Regions from separate parts of the Homo sapiens genome. Here region 2 is linked to region 1. A link is a loop called in an ENCODE intact Hi-C map of the cell type or tissue named here. Cell type or tissue: gastrocnemius medialis. All regions are shown on one strand.

Region 1 (2,500 bases):
TTTCTCCCTTTCTTGGTATAAGGATACGTGTTTCTTGAACCAGTCTCCACCCAACAAATCAGATGGAATGTCTTGACTTGTTTGATGACTATTTAAAACAATAACTACTGTTGTTCTTCCAGGACTTGCTAACAATGGCTAAGTTTTCACTTGATTGGAACACTATGCCAGAAGAAATACTTAACAAAAAGTCTTTTTTTCCCTTTATAGAAGCAGAATTACACAGAACAACATAATGGACATTTTTATGGCTGAGCAATTTGAATAATGATATTTTGCATCTTCAAAACTTAATTTAAATGATCATAGAGTCTTTAATTTTGGAAAATTTAGTAAACCATCCAGGGACAAATATTACCTTTCACCAGATCTTTCTTCATAGCATCTGGATCTGTTAATACTTCCAGGTTAACTAGAATTTAAAATACATGCAGCATGATCTTGACAATATGACCTTGACCATGTAAAAATATATGAGAAAAAGACTACGAAGAAATATATCAAAATGTATGAAGTAATTATTTCTAGATATTGGAAATCTGGGAGATTTGAGGGTTTTTTCCCACTTTTCTGTGTTTTCAAATGACCATTTTTTATTAAAAATGAATGTTATTTCTACAAAAATCAGAACATACAATTTATATATGTCCATAATATTAACTAAGTGAAGAAGAAATGTATAAAGAGAAAAACAGCAGGAAGGAAGAATACTAGAATTTTAATGGTTCCTGAGTGATTTAATTTCTGCTTTCTGGCTTTTTGTATTTTCCAAATTTTCTGTGATTAGCAGAGCATATATTAATTTTTAATGTAAAAAGTCACTCTCTTTCAAAAAATAAATGGTAAACAAATAAGGCAGCAAATGCCAAAAACAAAAAACAAAAAACAAAAAAAACCCACCCAGTTCCAATAATAAGCAAGATTATTGCAAGGAAGTTCACTGTGGCCGTGCATTAGGAATGACTTTATGGGAGACAGAACTTTTGCTGGGCTTGAAGTATGAGCAGGTGTAACTGGGCAAAGAGGAAGGAATAGGGCACTCCCAGCGCAGGAAGGGGGCCTGCCCACAGGGTGGAGGTAGAACATTCTGACTGGAGCAGAAAGCTCATTCAGGGAAGTGAAGGAGGGTAAGCATAAAGTTTGGCTCCACTCAACTGGGGAGGAGTATGGGTCTCCAGTGAGATACCTTGAGTTTATTCTGCAAAAAAGCATTGTCTGTTTATGCCATAAATGCCTAAAGTATCCCAGGAGATTATTTGCAATTACGTTCAGGTAGTTGTTTCCATCCACTATTGACTTAGTTCCATAGTCAAGAAGACTTCCACTGGGACCATTCCGTTTCACTTTGTGACCTATATTCCTCCTTCTGCTGCCTTCCCTTTAACATTCTTCCCCTCTGCCTAAAGCCCTTTGACTTCTTGGCTCCATTCAGGACCCCCCCACTCTCCTCCTAACCCTGCAGTAAGTTCCTTACTCTACAAAATCATCCTGTTGTTCTTTCTGGCATCCACACCCATCCAACAATATTGCTCTTCCCTTAATGTTGTTGATGGCAGATAGGAAATTACTCAGTTATAGTAATTCATAATAAAGGGTAAGTTATTTCTAAGTTTAACATTTACTTTCAAGAGATATTCCCATTTTAAAAGAGGTGCTCGTTCCGCATGTTTTCACTCATAGGTGGGAACTGAACAATGAGAACACGTGGACACAGGAAGGGGAACATCACACACCAGGGACTGTTGTGGGGTGGGGTGAGTGGGGAGGGATAGCATTGGGAGATATACCTAATGCTAAATGACGAGTTGATGGGTGCAGCACACCAACATGGCACATGTATACATATGTAACAAGCCTGCACGTTGTGCACATGTACCCAAAAACTTAAAGTATAATAATAATTAAAAAATAAAAAATAAAAATAAATAAAAGAGGTGCGTGTTAACCCATTCTACTTAGTACAATGGAGGGAAGGAAGGAGGTAAATTTTTTGAGCTACATGCCTTATCCTCAAACTAATAAAGCCACCAGTTAAACGTCCCAGAGCCAACAACTTTGGAAAAGTTGTCAATCCCTTTAAATCCCCATAAATTCAAGAGTGAGAGCTGGAGGAGATAGGATACAGGCGAGCCTCCAGGGCAGGTCAGTGCCAGGGAGGGCTGATGCCGACCCGTGATATTCTCCTCTACTGACACAGCTGGTCACAGCAGGTGAGTGAAATGCCTGCAGTCTCAGGGACCCAGGCAGAGCCAAGACTTCCTTTGACCCCTGGAGTGGGGACACATACTTTCCTGCTTACCCTACCACCCACCTGTTCAGTGTGTGCTTGACCTGACCCCATGCCTGGAGCAGGGAAAAAGGAGGAGGAAGAGGAGATATGCGTGGGACAGCACTCTGTGAGCTGGAGGGGAGGCAGGGTGATATGAAGAACAGATGCAAGGGCCGGTTATTATTAGTGCCCTTGGTAAACAGGAGAGCTGCTTACACAGGGATGAAATCA
Region 2 (2,500 bases), 100 kb after region 1:
GACTTACTCCACCAAGCACACTTGGCCACTGGCAGACTGGACCCAGATGCTTTCTGAAATGCAGACAGCCAGAACAGAATAGTAAATTGAAGAACTGACCCCTGAACTCAGCTCTTTCCACTATACCACACTGCCTTCTTAATAACGAGTGGGTAAATACGCTTTTGGCAGCCCAACTAGCAGGAAGAAGTGGCTCAGAGAAGAGCCAAGAATGTTGAAAACATGAACCACAGAGACACTAGGGGTATGGAGGATCACTGCAAACCAAAGAAGGACTTGTTGGGTGCAGACAGGGAAGGAAAGGCCTCTACTCTTCATTGACAGGGCCTAGAACTGGAGTGAGGCCGAGGGATGACACAGTTATAGAACACATATGCTCAGCAGCCTGGTCTGGTGACCTAGGGGCCCAATCCAGAGAGATTTGGAAGAAGGTTCTGGAATGGAAGAGAATTCCATTAGATCCAGCAATGCAACCATTTCAGGACTGTCCTTGGGCTAGCTGTGAGTCATTGTTTCTCTAGGATTCAATCCAAGTCTGGACCCAGAGGCGTCTGTTGGACTTTTCATGCAAAGGTCCTAGAAACTGACTGTAAGACAAGGAAGTCTAGGCTGGGCATGGTGGCTCACGTCTGTAATCCTAGCACTTTGGGAGGCCGAGGCAGGTGGATCATCTGAGGTCAGGAGTTCAAGACCAGCCTGGCCAACATGGTGAAACCCTGTCTCTACTAAAAATACAAAAATTAGCCGGGCGTGATGGCACATGCCTGTAATCCCAGCTACTTGGGAGGCTGAGGCAGGAGAATCGCTTGAACCTGCGAGGTGGAGGTTGCGGTAAACCAAAGTCGCGCCACTGCACTCCAGCCTGCGCGACAGAGCAAGACTCTGTCTCAAAAAAAAAGGAAGTCTAGATTCACTTACATTATCATGTATAACAGACAATACTGTGGAAACATCTTGAACTTTCTAGAAATTTTGGAATTTTCCCTTGCTTAGTTATTTTCATTACCTTTGTCTCCTTTCATATGTGAGCAATGTTCATAACCACTATTATTTTAGAGCCAACAAAGGGAGGCCAAATGCCAAAGACCCTGCATTTTGCCCTGCAGCCAATAGGGAGACAAGCAAGGAGAGAAGAGGCCCAACACTCACAAGAGAGAGGTGGACCAGCAGGGCTGCTCCATAAGAGGTTCTCTGTTACCTGACAAGGGAGTTTCAGGTACAGCTTATTTACAGTTGAGGGTATCAGCCACACAGCATAGGGTTACTCTGTGCACTTTCCATTTTAAGTGCTTTCAGTCCCCCTGCCAAGGTGGCTGCTGGCATTTAATGCACTCATCAGGCTCTTCTCAGAGCCTGTCATTCAGCCTTGGCTGTCCTTTCTGGCTCTGGCAAAAGCCTAGCACTTAGCTCCTTTGGCCCCAGCCTTCTTCGGCGCTCCACTCACTGTCTGTTTCTACCCACCCTCCCTTTTCCTTCTCTGATGCCCCTTTCCTGCCCACTCCTTCCTGCTCTGGCTCTCACACTGCTTGTGAGGCAACATCTAGCCTGGCCTCAAGCCAGAGAGCAGTGGGACCTCTCCGCTCTCCCAGCTTCAGGCCTGTCTTGTATTTCCTGGGTATAAGAGGCTGTGTTGTGATGAAGAAAGCCAAACTTGCCTGTACTCACTGCTCAGCTCTGTACTTGGTAGCAGTGGATGGTCTGCTTCACCCTTGTGCCTCATCTGTAGACTGGACATAATACTCATAACTAGCACCTACATTATAGAATTGTTCAGGGCCTTTGAAATGAATTAATACATGCAAAGCAGTTGGGACAGTGCCTGGCACATACAAATGCCTTCCCATTTCTTTTTATTATTGGTATTGTCATTGTCACCCATTGCATGTTGCAGCCGTCTTGTTAATTCCTTTACCCAAACGCCAAAGTCACCGCTGTGTGCACTCTAAGTAGAGAGAAGGAGCCGGGACTCTGTAAAAGACTGGTTATTTCAAATGAGAAAGAGAGCAAGGAGCCATAGGGACCTTTGAGGTTTCGAGCCTGGATGAATGGGGAGAAGCCCTTAACAGAGACTGAGGGCCAGCAGCACTGTGAGTTGGAAATAACAACGGTAATGTTATTTCATTAGTTTGCAAATTAATCTGCCAGGCGGGGGCATGTTTCTTTTTGATAGTACTTTTTGTCTAGAAGAAATAGAAGATATGAAACCTCACACTGTTCTAACTAGGTATTATTTATTAGTTATTCCTGGTGCCATGCCCTTGACTCCTGGCTCTGCCCCCGCCCCCTCCACACCCCAGCTTTTTTTTTTTTTTTTTTTTGAGTTCATGAGATTGTTCTTTCTAGGTCCAACTTAAGTTTGAAGATCAAATTTTCTCGTAATTTAAAATTTAGTCTTAAAAGCCTGAGAATATTGGCATCATTGTAAAGGAGAGAATGGTGCGGAATTGAATTCACATCTCTAGGGACACAGTGGCCAAAGGATAAAAAGGGTGAAGACATT

The links. A loop is a pair of places that touch in the nucleus more often than their neighbours do. Peaks named below come from ENCODE experiments on the same cell type or tissue, not always from the same donor. Only the 100,000 strongest peaks of a DNase experiment are listed, where the experiment ranks them.
Region 2: it touches region 1 in a loop (2.6-fold over the local background); 2 of 110 quality-filtered maps call a loop at or near these places.

What each region holds. Positions count from the first base shown.
Region 1 is chr7:29,763,364-29,765,863 of GRCh38, forward strand. No RefSeq gene overlaps it. Among named protein-coding and RNA genes, the nearest start is that of WIPF3, 42 kb to the right of the region's middle. In gastrocnemius medialis, a CTCF peak has its summit at 1,073 (motif pointing right); DNase peaks (open chromatin) are centred at 1,044 and 2,339; H3K27ac peaks cover 1,204 bases.
Region 2 is chr7:29,865,270-29,867,769 of GRCh38, forward strand. The region is part of intron 2 of WIPF3 (WAS/WASL interacting protein family member 3); the gene reads left to right. Among named protein-coding and RNA genes, the nearest start is that of WIPF3, 60 kb to the left of the region's middle. In gastrocnemius medialis, no CTCF peak of the experiment used is centred here; a DNase peak (open chromatin) is centred at 1,333; H3K4me3 peaks cover 443 bases; H3K27ac peaks cover 2,500 bases.